Linked DNA regions of Mus musculus: all the other regions are linked to region 2. A link is a loop called in an ENCODE intact Hi-C map of the cell type or tissue named here. Cell type or tissue: left cerebral cortex. All regions are shown on one strand.

Region 1 (8,000 bases), 1.5 Mb after region 2:
CCACAAATAACTCATAATTATATGATATAATAGAGATGTTTTCCTGATGTAAAATTATACAATAAATATAGGTATCAAAACACCATGTGACACTTAATAGTGCCTACAAATTTTATCTTCTTGTGTATTAGTTAAAAAGAATACAAATTTAAATATAAATATTTCACTTTCACTTCACCTGATATATGGCAATTCTTAACTTTTCCCTGTAAAATATTTTACACATCCATGTTGTTATTGTGTGTAATTATAGTTGCAGGAGGATGCTCCTTTGAAAATAAGGATTTTGATGTCTGCTTCGTCATCTTACACCTCTGGAAATGAAAGTTGAGCCAAACATCTATGATAAGTCATTAGTCATGGGTGAACATTACACGTTGTGCACTGAGTCTTGTTTTCCCTGGTGTTGACAGTGTAGGCTTTCAGCTTCAGAGCCTTACATTCCCATCTGCAGTTGTTTAGTCCGATTCTTCTTTGTCATCCCCACATTAGGAGATGAGGCTCTGTGTGCCTGGTTTGGCTTGGGAGGGCTCACATTTCCACCCAAATGATACAGCTAAATGTACTGAGAGGCAACCACACTAGCTTTGGCATAAATGACTAGGGAGTCCAAGTCTTTCTGAGTGTTTGATCGAGTACTAAAAGACCATAGCTCTAGGATCTGGCCAAGGGATGAGGTTTTTTAAATAGAACTCATAGCTTTGACATCAAATCAAGTAATCTCTTAGTTTTCAGGAAATTCTATTTTTGGAAGCAAAAGAAATTCATAGATGCTCGGGAATTTATGCTTCGGAATTTTCATGGGAGAATTATTTTTAGTTCTGATTTCTCCAAGCCTTCCTTCTCTCCCACTCCCCAAAGACAGATGAGCTCTAGAAACAGGAAATTAGTGAAGAAAAGAAAACACTTCCCAGGAGTATGTGATTTCTCTGCAGCTATTAGTCAGAATGATTTAGTGATATTCTTGCAAAAATATAAAATAAACAATAGAAGAAGTCTATGATGTCAGCAGGCTGGGGGTAGAATAAGAGTTCCACAGAACTTCTCTGTGCTACTGTAGAGACAGCAGTGTTGCAATGAAGAAGGATTTTGCCCTGTTTTTGCTGAACAACATCCGGGATCAATAATAGTAAAAAAAATAATATTATATATCCTAAGAACTAAGGAGGAAAATATAAGCAGGGAGTGTGATAGGAATTGACAGAGACATCTAGATGAGATGGTCAGAAAGAAAAGTCTACTGAGAAAATGATAATCAGATAGAGAATTTGAAGCAGGTGAGGGTGGGATCACGCAGAAGGCTGGAGGAGGTGCTTTCTAATGAGACTTAGCAAGGCAAAGGCCTTTGGGCAGGACTGTGGCTGGCAAGTTCATGGAGAAGCTAGAGGAAGCAATTAGAGGCATGAGCAGTGAGGTTGTAGTGAGAGATGTGGGAAATGTGCAGGAAGAATTCCAGGAACAAGGTGATACAAGGTCATTGTACATACATTGCAGCCAGACATGTTGGACCACACCTGTAAGCTCAGCTTTTTGAAGTCAAAGACAGTTTTGGATCAATCTAGTCAGTGCTACGCTAGCCTGAGCTAGGATTAAGTCCCTGTCTTGAAAATCAAAAGCAAGCAAGCAAACAAACAAAACAACAAAAAGAATATTGTGGGTCAGTGAGAAGCCTTGGTGGGTAAAGGCATTTGCTCACAAGCTGAATAACCTAAGTTTGATCTCTAGATCCTACAGGGTAGAAAGAGAAAACAAATTCCCTCAAAAATATCTCTGACTTGCACATGACCTCTGACTAGCACTCAAGCATAAGCCCACACACAAATAAGAAGATGTGCTGGCTAGTCTTCTGTCAACTTGACACAGGCTGAGATATCGGAACCTCCAATGAGAAAATGCCTCTCTCCATAAGAGCCCAGTGTAAGATATTTTCTTAGTGATTCATGAGGGCAGGGTTGGGTTGGCCCAGGCCATGGTGAGTGGTGCTATCCCTAGGCTGGTGGTCCTGGGTTCTATAAGCAATCAGACTGAGCAAGCCATGAGGAGTAAGCCAGTAAGCAGAACCCCTCCGTTGCCTCTGCATCAACTTCTGCCTCCAGGTTCCTGTCCTGTTTGACTTCCTGTCCTCTGGTTTAAATAGGAGCCAGGGAGAATCTAACTCATGTGATTTTTAAATGCTGGAATATAAACGTTAGAAAAAAAGTATAAGTCCAATAAACCCTTTCCTCCCAACTTGCTTTTGGCCGTGGTGTTTCATTTCTGTGATAGAAACTTTAAGACAATAAATAAATAAAATTATAATTAGGAAAAAAAGGTGTACAACATTTCTAATTGCTATAGAAATTATGATATATCAGAAGAAAAATAGCAAGTAATTATTTGGAATAATTATTTTAAAAAAGAAAGTACAGGGTTCTTTGAAGTCACAGATTGGGGATCTAATACACTCTAGGGGTTTTACAGAGTGGAACAATGTTCATGTTGAGATGGAATCACACCCATGAGCAGGGTAAATAGAGACTAGGTACTGTCTGTCACTAGGACAGCCGTGAGCTGCAGCTATTGCTAAAGCAGAGGCGGGTGCGTTAAAACACACTAGGGGTTGACAAGCAGGTTCATGATTAAGGGAGAGAACAAGAGGAATGGGGTGGCAATTTGAAGCTTAGGAAACGGGGAGCAGGTATATTGCAAAAGGTGTTGTAGGTTACTTAAGAGTTTGGATCTACCTGAAAGTACTGGAGAGCCAGGGATGACCAACAGGGAGATGAATGAATGATCAGGTCTATATTTCTGGAAGATCACTCTTGATGGAGACTGGAGAGCCCTTGGAGAGAAGGATGCTGCATAAGTGGAGCAGTTATCACCATCCGGTAGTGGTCCAGGGGGCAGGCAGCAGCACTAGTCACTATGGTAATGGAAAGGTGTGGACACACCGGAGATATTTAGGTTGACTGGATGTGGCATCATGATGGGAGAGGTTAGAAGACTGAAGATTTCATTCATCATTTCATTCTGGCTCACTCCACTTGATCCATGGTCATGCCACTGACACTGAACCCAGCATGAATAACAAGGTCAGAGATGTCTTGGGTCTCTTGGAGCCAGCCCAGCATCAATTTAACTCAAAGAAGAATTTTTTTTCTGCATTTTCTTCTTCTGCACTGTCCACCAAATGAAAAAAAAATAGAGACATAATCCAATCATATATTATTCCTTAGGTGAATTTGTTTAATCTTCACACTTTAAACGAGGAATATTATTTCTAAGCCACAGTCCCTGCAGATCTGTGTTCCTTTTCTGAGCTTGGCGATTTCACACACCAGCCTGAAAGATGCGGGCTTTTCTAAAGCTGAGCACGTGGCGCCATCTTCGGGACAGTTTGGCAAAGCCTCCTAAGCCAAGCTGACTGTGCGGTTTACACTGGAACTTTCCATCCAGCAACTCTGACTCCATCTTGTTCAGTCATTAAGCTGAGAGCAGTGTTTCTCCAAAGTCAAGTTGTGCGAACCGAGCCTTTGTCTCACAAGAACTGAATCTTAACACAGAAAACAGGAAAAAAAATGGAAGCAGATTTGCCTTCAAAATAATCATTCTAGTTTAGTGTCTGCACTCTGAAAAACAGGTTTTGGTCTTGGGGAAAAAAAAAAAAAACTGCAAGAGGAAATTAAGGCAGTGTGGCTGCAGGGTTTCTGCCTTCTTGCTCATCCTCTATGCACCTTCTGGCTTTGCTTGCAGGAGTTTTGCTCTGGTTTAAATAGGAGCCAGGGAGAATCTAACTCGTGATTTTCAAATGCTGGAATATAAACGTTAGAAAAGAAGTCACTCGAAACTTTGGCTTAGAAGATGTAATCTCATAAATGTATCCAAGCTCGACCTGAAGACTGAAAGGCTGTGAATAAGAAATCACTATTACACCAAGGGCTAGCCACACGAGGAAAATAACACTTTAGGAACACGATCATTTGGCTATGGTCTCATATGCTGAATCCAGATAGGTAAGTTCTAACCCCCAAATTATCTCTTTAGAATTTACTATCTTGATGAAATCTTCCCCCTGCTTCTTAGATGGAAGGCCTCCCTTGTGGCCCAGTCCTGAAATTAAGCCTCAGTCAAAGGCAACCTAATAACCTCAGCAGAAGGACTGAAGTTGAGGGCAGCAGACAACCTGGGACAATTCCCCGCCATGTAGAATTCAGAATGAATGTCTAGAGATTTGAGAGAGTAGGAACCTTCAAGAGGCCGGAATTCCAAAAGACTGCTATTTGCACAACTAGAGGAACTGCCCTTGCCTCATCACAGTCTGTTCTGAATCAAGTCAAGAGATGAAAAGCCATAGTCTCTGCAGATGGAGCAAACAACACATGCTTAGAACACTAAAAAAGGGACAGAAACATATTTCACACTGTTCAAGCAGTCGTTATTTTATGCTTCCCACTTATTCTTGATGACAGTCAGCACATGTTCAATGGTGATCAGAGAATGTTATCATATGGAGGTCACGCTGGCCCTTGTGGGGCCTTCCCCAGCACAATGATATGCTGTACCAGCGTACACTAGCACACTGGGCATTCTGGGCTGACTCTACCTGCACCTGGTCATCCTGCCTCCCTCTTGACAACATGCTATAGTCTGAAGATTCACAGGACTCTGATCTTATGTCTGTAACTCAGCAGCTCTTGATCTTTTGACCTGTTTCTTATAGTTAGTCTTAGTCTTCGGAGCAAAGACCTTTTTATAAAGTTTCCCTTTATTGGATTTTTTTAGACTGCTCATAATTTATGGAGATCACTACACTAGTCTTAACATTTTACATGCTCTAGTGAAAACTGTGTTTTAAGTGATTAGATGCCATCACTACTTTGCTTATGAACTCATTTTGTCGTTTGTTAAAATTGAGTTGAGTGTTTCTTATTCTAGGAAAACTTTTGCTCCTTGAAGACCAAGTAACTATACATTGATTTCTCAAGTGAGTTCACAAATAGCCACCGCAACCACAAGCAATATAGAAATATTCCCTGCATATGAAAGTAAATATTCAGATCTGAGCTTAGTGTTTTTGTTTTGATTTCCTCATTTTTAAAAGTAGAGACAAAAAATTTCCAGTTACATGGTTACTGGGCATGACCAAAGAAGTTGTACAGACTCATCAGTTCCATGCCTGGCATTAGTAAGCACTTGGTGCCTTCGCACCTTATGAGGACATTTTCTGAAATGTCTTTTTAAATGATACATGAAATTATTGCTGTCAAAGAGGTAACTTTGCAGAGGGGGGGGGGCTTTCCAATGGACAAATCATAGAATATTGTCACCACTGGATCAAAATCTAGTAGATAAGTTACACTGAAAATGGCAAAGTGACCACCAGGGTTCTACAGCTCCTTTCTTGGAATTGATGAACCAGGATATTTCATTGCTAACTGACCAAGGACCAAGAACGGTCCCTCAACAAGAACAGAAAAAAAAATACTAATAGCTCTAGGCTAATGCTTTCCATGTAATTGAATACTGTTCACCAGTTCAGGTCTATTGTGTGAAATACACACACACACACACACACACACACACACACACGAAAAATAAATTTAAAATTTTAAAAGGCTCCAATTCAGTTGGCAAAGTGCTTGCCTTGCCTGTGTGTGAGTCCTTAGATTAAATTTCCAATATCAGTTTTTTGAAAGGTGAAAAGGTTTCTTTCTTATAATCAGTGGCTTCTAAAAGGAATGTGTCAAATGCCTTTTTGCATACATTTCATACATTTTTATGCATGACATAATAAGACAGATGCCTTCAGCCATAGGTTGAGCAGCTATGGAAGGTAAAAAGAAGATAATAAGGTCTAGATTTAGACTTTATAGTTCTTGTGTGACTTTAGCCAGGTTGCCAAATTCTCTAACTCTCGGTTCCTCATCTACACAGTGGAGATTCTAACAATACTCCTGGCCTAGGTTTGTTATAAGTTTGAAGTTTTTGTTTGTGTAAAGCACAGGGCTCTTTGTATATAATTAATGAATGATGTTTTTAATGCTAAAAAGAATTTATTTTTAATCATCCTAAATTATATATCACTTTAAAGAGGCTTAGATACTACTGACACCCAGAGACCCTGATTCGGGGTTAGACTTTGTGTTTGGAAACAGCAGTAAGAATGGAATGGAGGAGCAAGTTTCTCCTGTGTAGCTGAAGAAGCTCACAGAAGAGCTGGAAAACTCTATGGCACTTAAGGAAAGATGGTCCTAATTTGGTGGCCTCAATAGAAATAAATTGGAAGGAAAAAGAACTCGCCGATGTAAGGAAGGGGCTAAAGAATCAAATGAAAGGTAAGATTCCTTTGTTGGAAAAGATCCATGGCTGGGGTGGAAAACTAACAAGATAGTGTTTCTGGATATCACAGATTACCACTGAAAGTCTGTCCGTTCTAATGATGCTCGATGCTATCATTTTGCACATGCTGAGACACAAGCGACATCACACATAGTAAGTCTTTCCCAGTCATGTTGCAGAGCACTGGTTAAGCCTCTCTGGTTTTGACTTATGGATCTTCCCCGTGCAGATCCCACGGGCCATCTTGAAAGCATGTCTACTCCAGACAGGCAGAAAAGGCGATGACCTGTGATGTTGGAGGTAACAGTTTTCTATAGGTCCCAGAACTGCAAGTGCTTACTATTTGTCAGAGGTTTTACCAGTCAGAAACTAATCTTACAGCTTTGCCCACATCTATCTGTATGCTCAAGAGAAAAGATACAGGTGTTGAAACACAACACAGCCTGTGCCTCAGGCACTGTTATACAAAACAACTATACTGTTTTTTTTTCCTCCCTGTAAACCAATACAAATTCCTACTCCATCGGAACAAGAGAAAATGGAGTCGCATCTGGAAATCTGGGGATAATTGTACTGCCTCTCATAACTACAGAATAAAGATGTGTGTATTAACTTTTAAGCAAATAAAAATCCATCTTTTTCAGCAAACCCTCCCATGATAGATTTGCTGTAATAATAACTAGCACTGAGCTCTTAATTTGCATGAAAAGGCATGCTGAAAGATTGATACATACTGCCCACTTTATTTAGGATATTAAAAAACTGAATGCATGCGTAATTGATATAAGCCCAGTACTGGGAGGCTGATGAAAGATCATAGTGGGTTCAAGGCAGCAGGAGCTACAGAGTGAGATACTGTAGCAAATAACCAAACTCCTAAACTTCAAGAAAGGTTTGAGCTACCCGAGATTATAGAAACAGCAAGTGACAAAGATTCAGATGGGTTTGACACTCACAGGCATCAGAATCTCTGGGCTCCAGTGGTTTCTTTTCACACTTGAGATTCTCTGCATGCTCATTTGAGATAGTGTTTGAGTGCATTGCTGGAAATATTGGTGTGTATGCTAATTCATAAGGCAGTCTTATGTAACAAATCCCACAATGCAAAGCTTAAGATTAACTGGCCATTGCTCAAGAGTCTATACGTTGCCTGGATGGCATTCTTTTCTGATCACTATTAGTGCATGTCTCTGATGATGTGGCTGGAAAGGTCAAGAAGGCTTCATTCAGAGCCCTACAGACCCTCTCTGATTGTCCTTCTAGGACATTTCATTATAGCCATTTTAAAAGAACAGGGTGGTGGCCTGCAATAAAGCAGAGTCATCCTGTGGCGTAGCAAAATAAATGTGGGACTAGAATGGGCTTGGCATCCTGTTTGATACATTCTATCACCCCAGTGTTTTTCAGCCTATGGGTCATGGTCCCTTTGGGGGTATTGAAAGACCTTTTCACAGTGGTCATGTAAGACCATTGGAAAACACAGATATTTACACTACAGTTCATAACAGTAGAAAAATTGCAGTTAGAGGTAGCAAGAAAAGTAATTTTATAGTTGGGGGTCATCACAACATGAGGAACTTTATTAAAATGTTGCAACTTTGGGTAGGTTGAGAACCACTGTATTGGCAGGAGTTATGAGGCCATCCCAGAGTAAAGGATTTAAAAAGGAGACTTAGCTGGGC
Region 2 (8,000 bases):
CTATAGAATTACATATACATTCTTAAATACAATTTAAAAAAATCCTGCACATATTTAAATCTCAGTTGAATAGGAAATAATGGACTAGGTAAAATTTTATCAACAGTACATATTTAAAAAATATGTTATAGTTTAGTGTCAAACTGTAGGGACAAGTGACTATCAGAAATGATTAACACAGCAGAAAACTGGGTACCAAATCTCATATGTCAGGATGTTGATAGAGATCACACACACACACACACACACACACACACACACACACACACACACACACTGCAATGTATGTAAAGTCCTTGATTGGCTTTGAGATTCTAGAATCAGGCAATACTTCATTCTATAAATGAGTAAGTTTTACACTGAGTCTAGCAGAGGTTAGTTTTATAGATGGAGACAAAGCTGGAAGACAAAAGGCAGACAAGAAACACCAAATTGGTCATTTAAAAATTATTTCTCTTGTAAGGCGGGGACAGGAAGTGAAAAAAAACCCCGAGAAAATAATTGATTGGTCAAAATCAGGCTTCCCCAAGGGCATTTTGATTTTTTCTTTTCTTTTTTGGTGAAGACTAAAGCAGAGGGAAGTTCATTATCATGTTAATTGAAATTGGCCAGTTTAGAAAATGTGCTTGCTACCTCTTGTTCCTGAAGGTCAAAGACAACTTAGCTGTAGTTGTTACTGCGGAGCTCCAGCACAGGCAACTCCATTTTAAAGTTTACCCTACTTTTGTGAAGCTCTTCTTTTACAATAATCACCTCTTGTAATTTTTATTTTATGGTATTTTTCTCCCTGAGCTGAACATCCAGATGAGTACACAGAGGTGAAAACAAACAAGTATGTTGGTCTCTTTTCATTCCACTCCGAATGAAGATAAAGACCACAGATGGCTAGTGCTTAGGGCACAAAGGGCAGACTGTCAGCCATTGTTTGTTTGTCTGTTTCTCTCTCTTCCCTCTCTCCCTCTCTCCCTCTCTCCCTCCCTCCCTCCCTCCCTCCTCCTCCTCCTCCTCCTCTTCTTCTTCTTCTCCCCCCCCCCCCCCCAGTTTTCTGTTCTCACTACCTGGATCTGTCTCCAGCCCTGCTGACTCTCCATCCCATGTACCATAGAGTTGATAAAGACTTCAGGCATTTTAGGTTTTCCATGTCAGCTCCCTGCTCCTTTGGGTCCACGACAGAAAATATTAGGAAGACTGGAGGTCACAAGGGCAGTGATGTGTTTCTACCTCATTGTGGCTTTGGTGACAGGAACTACATCTCTTCTGCTGCGTCAGCTCCCACTCTCGCCAACTCGACTGTGCCTTTGGTCCAGCTTCCACCAAGTAATTCTTGTCCTTCAAGGCTAATGACAGTCCTGACTTCCTGCTGCCCTCAGTGTGAGGTTTCTATTCTCCTACTTGGTAGATTTAGGGTAGGGTAAAGAGGAGATGAAAAGAAGAATGGGAGAATGTGGGACTCACAGGGTGATAGGCTGTCATATTTCCATTAGACTGCCAAGGCTTAAGAAAGAAAGTAATGAGTTATTTCCTAGCTGTATGTCTACTAAGTCAATTTCTCTATGAGTAAAGCAGTGGTTGTTTATACAGGGATAACAAAGGGAGAAGTCAACTGCTAAACAGTCTACTCTGTACTCAGAAGTCCAAGAATGTACCAAGTGTTTCAAGCCCTCACTGTCTCTCCATCTGTTACCCCAGAGTCAGTTCAGTGGCTACAGGGATAACTATAGAAAGAAGCCAGCAGAGGAAGTTGATGTAGGGAGAAGATGGCTGCGGTTGGGTCTACCATGTAAGTGAGATCATCCAGGGCCCTCTGAACTGATATATTCTGGACACTTGCTACCTGAAGGGAAACTGCAGGTAGTTGGTGTTGTGCACACCAATGACAACAGCCAACAGAAGATTCTAGGACAAAAAGAAGTCAGGTAAAATGCTTGTTTTGTCCTTTCCCCTCAACTCCACCTCCACTGACTAAGGGAACTAAATTTTTGCTGAGGATGGAGATAGGAGCAGAAGTTGACTCTCCCTTTAGCTGTCACACTTGAGACTAGAAGAGTTGCAGATTATTTTTTTCAGATTAGGGATTATCTGCATGTATACAATGAGGCATCTTAAAGATGAGAATCATTTTCAAAAACAAAATTAGTTTATATTGCACACACACACACACACACACACACACACACACACACACACACACGGCTTGAAGGTAATTTCACATATTTAGTGCGCATCATAACTGCATTTTCACCTGCTGTAATAGATCAAGCATTCAATCTACTACCTTTGGCATCTTGTTGGCTATGTTTAGAAACAAAAAGGCTTTTGGGATGTTTTAAACTCCTGATTTTCTGATTAGAGATTCTAAATGCATACTGTGCAACCAGACTACATGATTTTTGGAGTAGAGGAAGAGGGGCAGGCCAGATCTCTTACATCACCCGTGTCACATGCTTGGACTACGACTATAAGATTGGTACCCATCTGACAAATTATCAGATGCCCATCGCATCTGCCTGCTGTGCATGGAAAAGCACAAATTCAACAATCAAGTAATTAGAAAATTTAAATTATTTCTGATTAACATTCTACTAAGTTCCCATGGCTCAGCCAGAAGGGTAGCTCTTCTATTTGTTGCTACAGGGAAAAAAAATGACAGGAGCAACTTAAGAGAAGGTTTATTTGGGGCTGCAGTGTGAGGGTCTAGTCCATCAGGGCAGGAGGTGTTGGTGGCTGGAGTATAGGTTAGCTGGCCACTGTGTATCCTCAGTACCAGGCAGAGAGGGATGAGTGCTGTCTGTTTAGTTGGCTTTCCTTTTATGTAGTTTTACACCCCAGCCCATGTCACGGTGCTGCCTGTGTTTAGGGTGGGTCTCCCCACTTCAGTGAACTTGATGTAGAAACTCCCCCACAGAAATGCCGTGATGATTCTCCATCCCATCGAGTTGACAGTCAAGGTTAACTACAACAGATGGTTACATTTAAACCATCAGATCATCTGCAACAGAGTTCTCTGGTTAGCATTCATGGGCCAGGGACATAGGATTTTTGTTTTATCTATCCTCAATTATCCCCCTTTTGATTTCTTCTTAGAATTAGGCTTAGCATTTCTGCCTTCACCTTCTGTTTTCCTTTTCTGGAATCTAGAGTAGAGAGTACAGAATTCGATTTATTCAACCATGTATAACTAACTGTACGGTTCATTGATCACTAGTATACTCATGCAGAATATGAGTTAGCTGGCCCTGTATCTTCATCTAATTATGGATTAGTGGTACTTAGGGGTTTGAAGCTGTATTGTACACACCCAGCACCATGCCTTGTGCTGTGACGTGACTGCTCTGCTTTGACTGTTTTTGATACGTGACTTGTGAGAAGCCTTTGTGAACATACGTCTGTCCACGTTCCTCAGCTGATGATTTGGCTTTATTTCGTAGAAAATGTGGGTGGCTGAAAGAACTTCTTTCACACAGTCATAATCTTCTGGCTTTGCTTACTGCTCTCCTGTCTTACACCCAAAGTAGCAAATGATAGGGACCCCTTTGTTGCCACAAAATATGTAAACCACTTCCATTTTTGACTGAGATAGAGCAAAACAAATATCCTCGAATTCCCACTAGATGGCGCTATTAGAATGGAAACGACTTAGTTTTTCTTCGGTCATAGTATATATCTCCATAAAATCTTCATTTTGAAATCCATCTCAGCATGTTATTTTGGCTTGTCAAGCAGGTCTGCTTCCTGCTGAACTAATGGATTGGGATGATGTAGTATTTAGGGAAAAGATTACCCAATGTTTCCCAAGAGAGCCCAGAGGACTCTAGGCAAAACAGCCAAGAGACATTTTATCCACTTCTGATCCTAGCCAATTTCTACCTGACATTTTTGATACCCTTACGCTTCTCCATGGACATGTAGGGGAGACCCCACAGAGACAATATCTTTGAACTGAGTGAGAGGCCCCGTGCATGCCTTTTCTTCCTAGTCCTGTGTGCTGACGAAGGAAGCTGACGCCCTCAGCCGATTGCTGACCATTGCCAGCTAACTCATCAGTGGTGATTTATCCAGCGGCTTTCAAAGTGCAATTTCTGGACTAGCAGCATCATTTGAGATTCCTTAGAACCTCACATTCTTCCCAAGCCCCCTGAATTGGAAATTCTGGGGCTGGACCACTGCAACCTGCAGTTTCACCAGGCTTCGAGGTAGACCTGATGTTCAGAAACCATAAACAAGGTCTTCGGGCTCTTCACAAACCATCCCTATCCTCCTGTTTGACCTGACATCGCTCTTGAAAGCCCTCAAAGAACAGCCTCAAAGGTGAACAGGTGGGTGGGGTATTTGAACGCCAGTGTGCCCTCCTTGTCCTCTTGAAAGGGCTGCCTCTGCCGTTTTATTCTGAGTGTCACCTCGAAGCACAGCCTCCATTGCAGAGGACTCCTTGAGCCCGTGTCTAGTGTGTAAATGAGGAGGAGGCTGTGATTAGTCATTCCCGTTTCTTTTGGAAGGAAGAGTGAAATGCTCAGGAAAGCCGCCAGGTGGCAGCCTGGTTCCTAAGCGGCTCCTGTATTACTGAAAGGCACTTTCTGGCTTGTTCACTGTAGTCAAAGAAAGGCAATCCAACAGCAGTAGTCATTTATTGACTAGGCTGTTTGTCTTTTTCTCTACTGCAGCATGAGTCAGAGCCCACAGAGGGAAAAAGAGAGGGGAACAACCTACTGATTAATGGGTCAGAAGGCTGCTCTGTAAGACTGTGAGCCACTTCTGCCTCCGTTTCACAGAATGTGGGATGTAGGGAAGCTACAAAGGCGAACATTGGTTAAATACCCAATGAAGCTGGCTCAGTCAACCAGTTCAAACAGGTATCTGGAATATGTCTGTCTTCTGTCCTTTGATGAGCAATGTACCCACACACAGGAATCACATGGAGTAATGTTGACATCTTCTGATGCCCAGAGGCTACAGAGGCAGTCCCTGGGCATCGGTGAGATTAAATCTTCCCAGGTGATTCCAGTGGCAGGAAGCTCTGGAGACCATTTTACCCACATGCATTGGAGTTAAATGCACTGACAATGTGGCCTCAATGAGAAACTGGTTGCTGTCTCATATCGTAGTATAAATTTGATAGAATATGTTGTCATGGTCAGTTCTGTTATTAACAATGGGCAGGGTTTGTCATATGATGGAAAGTGCCCACACCCTTCCCCCAACTACTTCTTCCTTCCTCCCTTTTTCTTTTATTTCCCCTTTTTTTCCCCTTGAAGCTAAGAACACAAACCCAAAATTGAAGATATTTCTACTTCCTGGAGGGATATTCTGACTGAAACCACACTATTCTGTTCTAAAGTACAAAGACCATACCTTTGGCTGTATGCTCTCAGGGGTCCTTCAGCTATATGCCCTAGTTTAAAGGCTACTACGACAGCAAAACATTTAGCTTAGTGCTGATGCGAGGGGAGTTGTTCATATTGATCAGGCAGAGTGAAAACGTTTGCCTGGACAACCCTGAAGTCTTTCAGCAGAGTTTGAAATTTTTCTGTAAGGAAAGATTTTTTTTTTTTTTTTTTTTTTTTTGTACTAAACCAGGTTTTGAAACCTAGAATGCGAATTTTAAAAAATATTTGTTCTAGAAAACCATATATGTTCCCACAGAAAAAGGCAGCCTGGAAGGAAACATAGTTGTAACATATAAAACATGAAATATGCTGAACCGTTGTGTGAAAGGACACATGATGCTAGGCTGAATTCTCGACACCCACGGACGGGGTTCAACCCCGCAGGAACTCCAGCTTCTGGTCCTCTCTCAAGGCTCGTCCAAGTATCACTTCTTGAAATGTAAATATTACTGTAAGAAGCAACTTGTTAAACCCTTGCATCATAAAGCATACCAAGTTTCCCTATAAGTGCAGATTAGCCAAGGAAACTGAGAGGCTTGCGCTGGAAAGCCCAAAGAAAGAGGATGGAGGAAAGAAATGTGTAGTAAGGATTGGGAGCCAAAGGGCCTTTCTCCTTCAGTTTGACATTACAGTTGGCTAGGGCCCAACCATGGACAGTTTAACTTGGTTCATTTGTTGAGTTTATGCTCCTATCCTACAAAATTCTTGCCGACTCCCCCCCCCCCCCCTTTAAATGGTACGTCATAGAGAACAGCAAAAGCTACGGAGTGGCTATGGTGTCTCACGTTGTCTCACGCGACTTCCTAGATTCCAGAGGCTTCTTTTCTGTGGGCGTGGCCAAGGCAGCGGGGGTTTATGACAAAGTTGAGCGACCTCATGTCACTCAAACCAGCTGTATTAAGGAAGGTGCAAGCTTTTGGGATTTCTGTTTGGATTTAGTTTAGGTTCAAAAGAGCACGCACAGATCCTGAGTGTTGTCAAGCACCCGTGACTGGGAAACGGAGGCGTCCGATCCGTATTGGAGTCAATTCGCCACTTAATTGGTGAGTCTCTCCACCTATGGCACTGCAGCAGTACGTTTCTGTCTGCAAACATAAACATATTCAATCAATACAAAGCAAAACCTTGCTTCTCAGAGGCTCTCCTATGCTCTCTTGTTGGTTTGTGAAAATAGCTAAGTAGTGGTGTTCAGTTCATCCTATTAAAGAGCCTTCATCAGGGAATACTGAGACAACTCTTGGTGGCAGCAGGCTTAGTCATCCTGCTGTGACAAAGGGATGAATAATGTTTTTTAAATCTCACATCTACCAACACTCTCTTTTCAAAATGGATCCTCCATTACAGAAAAGGAGCTACTGCAGATACATGCGGTTAGCAGTTCTACCTTTTTCATAGCTTCGTTACTAAATCAAAGGGTGCATGACACCGTTCCTCATAGAATGGAATGACTTCGTGACTTCTCAGCGTTTACAGTTCTCGCTTTGGAAGATGTTGGTTTGTGTTCTTGCGACCGTAAGAGTGACTTCTGTCTTCCTGTTAGCTGCTTTCTCTCACGTCTTGGTTATTAGGCCATTAAACCCTCCTCCATTTGAAATGTGGCTTACTCATGCTTTGTGATGTAGCTGCTATTTGTCAAAACGGTTCTCAGAATCCCATTTTCTGGTTACCATTAGAGCACAGCACGAAACCCTGAAGATAAAGGATGATGTTGGTAAATATTTTCATCAGACTTTGTGAGAATTCAGATTTCTAATAAAATTAATTTGAGAAAAATCAATGACCCTATGAGTTTAAGAGGACTTTCATTATTCCAAGGTAACAGTTTCCAAAGCTTAGTATGTCCTTCAAAAGCTTATTGTCTAAAATGTTCTTTCTCCTCCTTCTAGGGCGGATTTCCCCTTCTGGGTCATGACTAACTACATTGCTCATACTAGCCAGAATTATATATCCCTGTACATTCCCCACTTCTTTTCCACTCAGAATAGTTGATAATCTGCGTAGTTACAAGAATATCCACGCACAGCAGTGGCTTATTCAAAAAAGGTATCATACCACTGTTGTTTCTTTTCCTTGGCAAAAAGGGAATATTTTGTTCCTACAATTATAACTTCTAAATATTAAAAAGTGAGTAGTGAATTCTGATAGACATTTCTTCAAAAATCTGTCAAATTAGAATACATCTTACTACTAAAGTCATTTTGTGATTATAAGCAATAAACTTTTCTTCTTGCTTTTTTCTTTTCTTTTTCCTTATTTTTCTGTTCTTTCTTCTTTTCCTTCCTCCCTTCCTCCCTTCCTCCCTCCCTCCCTTCCTTTCTCTCCCCCCAAACCCCCAGACAGAGTTTCAGGACAACCAGGACTACACGAGAAACTCTGTACTTTTACTCTTTTATATACACAGCCTGCTTTCTCATAGAACCAGCCCAGGATCACCAGCCCAGGGATGGCACCACCCATAGTGGGCTTGTCCCTTCCCCAGAAATCACTAAATCAGAAAATGCTCCGTAGACTTGTCTACAGCCAGATACTATGAAGGCATTTCTCAATTGAGGCTCCCTCCTCTCTGATGACTCTAGCTTGTGTCAAGTTGCCACAAAACGAACCTGTACGACATCA
Region 3 (8,000 bases), 1.7 Mb after region 2:
TGTACTAGTTTGCCCTTGGCAGGTAAACCAAGCCTGCCTTTGTACTCCACTCTGGAGTGGCATTGTTCCACCTCATTGCAAAAATCAAGCTTCAATGGTTTCATTGACTTTCAACAAAATATTCCACCGAGATAACAACTCAAAGACAATTAGGCTTTCTATGTAGCAGGAGCCAGAATGTTACAGAGGTCTTTGAGAGCGTGAAATGGTTGTTGTCGTTTTCTTTCTGGGAGTAAAGCTCCTTCTCGGCCCTCATGTACAATTTTTGAAAGATTATTGGTTCTCCCAGACCCTGGCAGTTTAGGGGACAAAGAACAGGACATGAGCAGGGCAGCTGTGAGAGTCGGGGTCTGGTGAGGAAAACCTGGCCAGACTTGCAGAAGCATCCACAATATTTACTATTTACTATATATTTTTAAAGCAAGATATTTGAAATTTCTCTCTCCCTTTCCCCCTCCCCCTCCTCCTTCCCCTCTCTCCTTTCTTCCCTCCCTCTCTCTTCTCTTCTCTTCTCTTCTCTTCTCTTCTCTTTCTTTTTTTTTTTCTTTTGCAGATTTTAAAATGCAATGTGTGGCCCAACTTCCTATAAAAGACAGTTCCAAGGTCCTTGCATTCCTTTTATTAAATGAGATTTTTATTTTCTTTGTGTGTGTGTGCATGTGCAGTGTGTGTGCTTCCCCTCATAGATACTGGGAGCTAAACTGTGGCCCCCTAGAAAAGCAAGACATACTTTGAACTTCCCAGTCATCTTCCAGCCCCTCCTTGAGTTCTGCCTTTCCGGAAGCTTCACAACCCTCTCTTGATCTTCTACAGCAGACACTGGGTTAAGATGTGAAATGAAAGCAAAAGCCACCTACAGTTCTGTTCATACCCTGGTATTCTAAACAGGTTGGGGACATCAGGAACATGGTAAAATCTCACCAAATCTTCCTGCATTTTTCTTTACTTCCTTCACACAGAAGTTTTCCTTAAACACTCTGAAGTTTAAAGGAAGGAGTGGATACATCAAGATCCTTACAAAGAAGTTCATCTGGTTTGCACTGTCAAGGGATTAGTCTTGAAGCCATAGATGGCTTTTCATTGAGAGTGGGGGGATCTTCAGCCAAGTTAAACCACTATTATTGCCACACACAACCACATTGCTAGGTTTTCTTATGAGGTACTCTAGAACGTAGTTAGTATAGCAACAATAACTGCTCTGTGCCATCACATCTGGGGAAAGTATGTCGCCCAGCTTTAAATTCTTGTTACCTATTAGGCCTGTGAAACACCACAGTCTGGGCACCCTGCTTCAAATATGCAAGAGGTTTTCCTTTGAGGCTCATTTAGTGACAAAGAAATTCTGGGTTTTGTCTCAGTTTCTAGCAGTTCTTAGAAAAATAAACATATTTCATGTCTTGAACATTACAACAGGATAGTGGTTACATTTTATTAAAATAGCATTTTTGAATAGACAACAACAACAACAAAATACCCAGCCACAATGTTTTGTAATTTAATTTAAAACATACTTCATTTTTAGATGAATTTAGGTTTCTAATTTATATTATTTGTTATATTGCTATTTGACTTGCAAAGTCTACCTCTGTGGGAATTGGTGTGAATCTTTGGAGAAAGTTTCCAGCATCTCCAAAATTTCTAGAAATCACGGATTTTGATCTAGGATAAAACAGAATAAGAGGTCCCTTCCCCTTCTATTTGTTTACATCATATCCCCCCCTTCTCTTTTGTGCCTCCCTCCCATCTTTCCCCTGTTCTTTTCTTCTTGACTGATTTACATCCTACCAAGACTAGCTTGGCTATAGAGCGAGGTTGCACTTGCTATCCTCCTGTCATGGCTTCCCTAGTGCTGGGGTTTCAGGCACATGCCACCACTCACAGCTTTGAATTTTTCTCTCAAAATCATAATAGTACCTATTAATGCCTTTGATGTTATTGAACACACAATATGTAAAAATCACGGCAAGGAATTGGAAGGAAGGGATCTTGGATCTGTAATTTCCAACACGGATTTTCTTTCATGCTTCGAGTCCTGATGTTTAATAAGGTCACCTCACATCTTCTAGTCCTAACACTATTCCCTTAGGTAATTGCCCCTCTACACAATAAATTAATTAGCACTTGTGAAATATTTCTTTCAAAATATTTCTCTATTGATCTTTCACAATTCTGTGTGCCTGTAGCATCTTGCTTATGATATTTTCTTCAACGTTCCATTTCCTCCCCTGCTATTAGGTAACTCGGGTCTTTAAAAACACACCTGTAAATACTAACATGAAGAGATGTGGGAGAGAGATTCATTTGGCAAATGTTCTTAGCCTATTAGAAAAAGTGGATGTCTATAGATTCCTTTGTACCAATGCTATTCATTCTAAAAAATTGTGAAAACAACAAAAAACCACTTTTCTCTTGGATTTTCTTAAAAGGTGGCAGAGAAAGGGTCCTTTAGTTATGATTTAATTAATCTTCCATAATTACTTGCTATATTAGTTATTTTTTTTTCATTGTTAGGACCAAATACCTTGCAAAAACAACTTAGTGGCTTGTAGTTTCGAGGGTACCATGCACTTCAGCAAGCAAGACCTGGCAGCCGGACTGGTTCTGTCCATGATAGCAGGAACTGGCTGCAGATGGTCTTATTGCTGTGGCACACAGACTGACAGATAGACAGGAAGGAAGGAAGGGAGAGAGGGAGGGAGGGAGGGAGGGAGGGAGGGAGGGAGGGAGGGAGGGAGGGAGGGAGGGAGGGAGGGAGGAAGAAAGGAAGGAAGGACATACTGAACCAAAACCAGGACTGAGCTACAACCTCTAAGCCCACTCCTAGTGTCCGACAGCCAGGTCTCACAAGCCAAAGATTCTGCCACCTTCCAAAGTATCAATACCAGCTGGGAATCAAGTGTTTAAACGTGTAAACCTGTGGGGGGTGCTTCAGATTCAAGCCCTAACATGTGAGCTTTGTTTCCTAGACGTAATGTAAACTTAAGAAAATCTTCTAAGTTGAAGTCAAGCCAGAAATGAAACCTATGTGTGTAAGAACTAGATTAAATTTCATGGCTGCAACAACAACAACAACAACAACAACAACAACAACTGAAGTCAGGCAATGCTTCAAGGTTTAGATAGTGTAGACTTTACATTATACCACTGTGCGTGAGTGTGTGTGCGTGTGTGTGTGTGTGTGTGTGTGTGTGTGTGTGTGTGTACCTATGAACTTAAGAATGTATTTCTCCATCAGGTCTCTGTGTACCTTATTTTCTTATTAGCCTGGGGCTTACTGATGAAACTAGAGTAGCTAGCTAACGAGCTTGTCTCTTCCTCCTCAACACTGGGATTACAGGCATGTACACCACTCCTGGATATTTTTGTGTGTCTTTCAGAATGAAATTCAGATCCTTACGTTTGTGTGGCAATCATTTTATTGGTTGATCCCCCTTTCCAGGCCCAGGCTGCCTGCTTTAGAGTATCAGGACGTTTCAAGTTCTTATGTGACTTTTTAAAAATTAAGATACATGTTCCCAGATCTCAAAGCTGACAGGGAGAAAGCTCTAAAAGTTTTGATTTTAATGAGCATCAGTTTTAATTATCGATAGATTGAATTTAGTTTTAGAAATATTGGAAAAGGAAATATTGCAGAGCCTGTTGTCAACTCTAAAAGTGTACTTTCATTTTACTAGGATGAAGTAATTTTGTTGAATCTTTGGAGGTCTTTGCTTTTTGTATACACATTCCTAGTTTATAGACAGGTATTTTAATCCTTTCTGATCCCTGAGTTTATATATGTATCTATATGTGTGCATATATACTTATTATAAATATATATATATATACACACACACACACACATATATATATATATATATATATATATATATATATATATATATATATATACATATGTGTGTGTTTGTGTGTGTATATTTTCACATAATTGCATAATTACTCATTAACTTGAGCAGATCCCTTGGAGCCTCTCCAGTGTGTGTTCCAGTGTGTGCTGGATGAATACTGTTCCTCTGCACCCTGGTAATTGGCCAACAGATCTCCCGGGAATGTTTTGGTCTCTTATATAAACACTCCAGGAACAAGGGGCCACGACTCTGTGTTTTATTCACTGGCAATGAGACCTGAAGGGTTTTACACAAAGTTCTCATAGCATGTGAAGAACGAAGAGCTTGTGAGGAGAGCGCCCTCTGCTGGTACTTAAGATTTCAGACGTTCTCTTGGAAAGTAGTGCTTAAGAAATCAGAACAAAATGTATTCTTTTCAGCACAAAATGGGCTTACACTAAATGAATAGTCAGCAGAAGGAGTTCTTTAGTTTTGGTGTCCTTATATTGTGAGACACACTCTCTCTGTATCTTTTACCTTCCAACTATTTTGTATGCCGATTGGATATTGCTTTGCTTAGAAACTAAAACCCAAACAGGGTCTAGACATGGTAGGCAGGTTATTTATTTTTATGGTTTTTGTTTGTTTGTTTGTTTGTTTCCTGACTAACCCTAACCAAAGCCAGCTTCACTATCAGCTTCTTACCCTTGAAACTCTCTGGACTGTCACATACTAGGGCATTATTCTCAAGTCTGAAGCTACCTTTATTCTGTACAAAGGAATAGCACACAAACCTGGGATGGTCTTTTTCAAACTAACTAACTTCCTGTTCATTTCTTCTTTAAGACAATGATGGTGGTCTTCACTTGCGAAGGTCACAAAAAGAGAATGGAGTAAGAGAAAATTGAGCCTTGACGGTTCTAATATGTGTAATCTTTAAGCAACATATCCCTCACCAACTCCAACCAAGTTTCTCATTTATTTCTTTAACGAGGAGAAACTAGTTTAAAGGGAGTCATAATGAACTAACAAAATAGTGCAGACCTGGCAAGCAGCATAGGCATGCTAACTGCACTTTCCACCATTCCTGGGAAGACTAGGTTTCACAGAGACTCAGACTGAAAGCTAATTTCCTGCCCAACACTCTGCATGGCCATGCAACACGCTCACCCATAGAAACTCCTTGTAAAAAGTCAGCACGTGACTACTCCCGTTACATAATCAAAATTTATTTATTTTTGGTATAAAGAAAATATCTGGGGAGTGGGGTGTTAGAGACATGACTCGAGAACACTGAAGCCAGGCGGTGGTGTCGCACACCTTTAATCACAGCACTCGGGAGGCAGAGGCAGGCAGACTTCTGAGTTCGAGACCAGCCTGGTCTACAAAGTGAGTTCCAGGACAGCCAGGGCTATACAGAGAAACCCTGTCTCAAAAAACAAAAAACAAAAAACAAAACAAACAAAGAACACTGGTGCTTTTCCATAGGACCTGGGTTTGATTCCCAAGACCCATGGGGCAGTTCACAGCCTTCTGCAACTTCAGTTCTAGGGACTCCAATGCATTCCAGCTTCTGCAGGCGCGGCACACATGTTGTGCACAGATACAAATGCAGATACAACACCCATACACATAAAAATCAATCTTGAAAATTAAAAGATTCAAATTAGAGTAACCCCTACATGCAGAATTTGTCCTTGTAACGTTTCGCCAGCAAAACACACTCGGACAACCAGATCCTTCTACGGCAAAGCTTTATTGCTTACTTCTCAGGAAGACCCCGATCCCGGAAAAAGGAGCTGCTTAGGTACCCCTCCTTGTGACGTGTCAGCTCCTGATTAGCTGCTCACTCATCACCCTACTGCTACGTCCTGAGATGGGCAGTGACTTGGCACGAATTTACCTCAGCACCTGCGCACATTGCTTGTTTACTAGTTAGGCACTGAGGAAGCCAGCGCCATCTTGTAATGGCGATTGCTCACGGCTCTCCACAAGAATTATCAGGCCCCAACCCTTAAATAAAACCATAAAAGAAGATGGATAAACAGTATCTCCCACAGAATTATTCCAAATAGACCCGTGTCTCTGTTAGCTCTCTGTTGCTACTTAGAGAGAAAACGTTGGTTTTGTTATATTAGGTTTTATCAAGATAATACACCGTGGTTTTATTATCGAAGTGGTTTGAACTTGACATTGTATGTGTTTAGAGGGACAAGGTGCCTTGGTGCTCTCTAGTTCCCCAACACGTGTTATGTCACTCTTTATTATCAGGCAATTAAAAGAAATCATAATAGAGACAGTATAGGTAGGGGCTAAGTCTAAAAAGCTAAAGCCGGACAATCTCTGTTTGAGTTCCAGCACCATTTAATTCTCTGACCTTGAGAATGCTGTTGGATGCCCTGTCTGGTTTCACTGCCCTGATATTTATGATTCATCTACAAAAAATGAAAACTTGGTATGAGCTTCCTAGGGTTGCATTGAGAATTGTCACCAACCCAGGACTTAAAAGGCAACTTTTTTTTCCTTATACTTCAGGAGGCTTAAAATCTGAAACCTAGGTGCCCAGGTAGTCCCTGCAGATGATCCCAACCCCTCTGCCGCTGGAATCACATGACATGCATGCTAGGAACTGAACTTGGCTCTCTGGAGAAGCAATATACACTCTTAACTACTGAGCCAGCTCTCCAGACTCTTTGCCGATTTTCTTATTCTGCTTATGACTAATTCCTGATGTTCAGTCTCAGTGTGTGTGTGTGTGTGTGTGTGTGTGTGTGTGTGTGCGCGCGCTTGCTCAATAAACCTGCTTAACATTTGACTGCATCTCAAAGTCTGGCCATCTAAGATTTCATTTTCAATCCATGAAAGAACTGTTGAGTCTTCCAGGTGTTGTGAAGGCTCCCACTGTTCTCCATGTGCCCAGATCCAAATCCTCAACATCGTTTTAATTACTCCTTGTTTGTTGTTACATCCAAGCAAGACTTGATGGCTCCTGCTTGACAGTAATCCACCTGCCTGTCATACCCACTTGATCCTTGAGAAAGTACCCTTAATACAGCTTGTTGTATTCTTAATACTGTTCTAGCTTGGGCCTCCCTCAACAGTGGCCCAGCTGACCAATACACACACACACACACACACACACACACACACACACACTATACACATACCAAACAAGTTTAATATGTCAGGAATATGGATAAATTATATTTCCTTTAATTCAGATAATTTAATATAATTCTCATGATTTGATGAAAAATACTGAATATATTCCACTGGAGAATGGAAGAGGCAAGGGAAGGTCTTCACAATGGCCATAAGAGGTAGCACAAGTGTTCAGTAAGGAGGTGATGTGCAAACTGCATCTACACAGTACTCCTTCAACACGTGGATGACACTTACTACAACATTTTAGGGTCATACTGCACATTGACAAGAGTTCTCTAAAATTCTATTTGGCTTATGGCTTTTGATGGATCATTTTATTTAAACTATATTTCTAGATCCTTGACAAGAGTTCTCTAAAATTCTATTTGGCTTATGGCTTTTGATGGATCATTTTATTTAAACTATATTTCTAGATCCTGTTTAATTTTTAGCAAAACTGTAAGGTTTTAGATCCAGAATTTGGTTTGAAACACTTAAGTGTATGCAGTTGAGGAAAATGAAAGGCACGTGTGTACTTTCTGGTTATGGCTCCCTCTAGTGTTCACATTACAAAACTGGGAAAAAATGGAATGTGAGAATTAATAGTGCATAGTGCTCATTAAGGTGTGGCTGAGTGTATCACACACACACACACACAAATGCAAACACACACGTTGGGTTTTAGGTAAATATGTGTGTGGCCTTCTAATTCTTTTGACAAGAGTGTGCACTCTATCATAGTACAGAGTTACATGATGCAGCTCTGTAAAATGCATAAACCATTTGGATAGCCTCTTGTGAAGTCTGGATGCTGCTATTAGGGACATACTCAGGATATAAAGCATCTATTATGCTTGAGATTCTGGGAGCCTCGATCAGACGGCAGGGATGATGGATGAAGAAGAGCGAGAGAAGATTCATTCTAATATACAACAAACAGTGGTTAGTACCTCTCCCTGGCCCTGGCCCTCTCTTTGTTCCAGGAAATAAAGCTACCTAGTTCTCTATTTATAATATATACTCATGTGT

The links. Hi-C counts contacts between places; a loop is a spot of excess contacts. Peaks named below come from ENCODE experiments on the same cell type or tissue, not always from the same donor. Only the 100,000 strongest peaks of a DNase experiment are listed, where the experiment ranks them.
Region 1: a loop joins it to region 2, with 12 times the contacts of the local background. A loop is called at or near these places in 17 of 42 quality-filtered maps.
Region 3: it touches region 2 in a loop (3-fold over the local background); 5 of 42 quality-filtered maps call a loop at or near these places.

Annotation. Positions count from the first base shown.
Region 1 is chr2:79,496,124-79,504,123 of GRCm38, forward strand. No RefSeq gene overlaps it. Among named protein-coding and RNA genes, the nearest start is that of Neurod1, 43 kb to the left of the region's middle. In left cerebral cortex, a CTCF peak has its summit at 3,368 (motif pointing left); a DNase peak (open chromatin) is centred at 3,365.
Region 2 is chr2:78,044,912-78,052,911 of GRCm38, forward strand. Gm52519 (a long non-coding RNA gene) reads right to left here and starts at 7,073. Exons shown (of 3, transcript XR_003953861.1): 1 at 6,769-7,073; 2 at 6,170-6,469; 3 at 2,800-2,989. It overlaps 4930440I19Rik (RIKEN cDNA 4930440I19 gene), which reads left to right and starts at 6,266. Exons shown (of 7, transcript NR_108098.1): 1 at 6,266-6,427. In left cerebral cortex, CTCF peaks have their summits at 3,607 (motif pointing right) and 4,523 (motif pointing right); DNase peaks (open chromatin) are centred at 3,409, 3,694, 3,937 and 4,514; H3K4me3 peaks cover 1,136 bases; H3K27ac peaks cover 991 bases.
Region 3 is chr2:79,770,469-79,778,468 of GRCm38, forward strand. The region is part of intron 4 of Ppp1r1c (protein phosphatase 1, regulatory inhibitor subunit 1C); the gene reads left to right. Among named protein-coding and RNA genes, the nearest start is that of Ppp1r1c, 67 kb to the left of the region's middle. In left cerebral cortex, CTCF peaks have their summits at 4,193 (motif pointing left) and 7,528 (motif pointing left); a DNase peak (open chromatin) is centred at 4,191.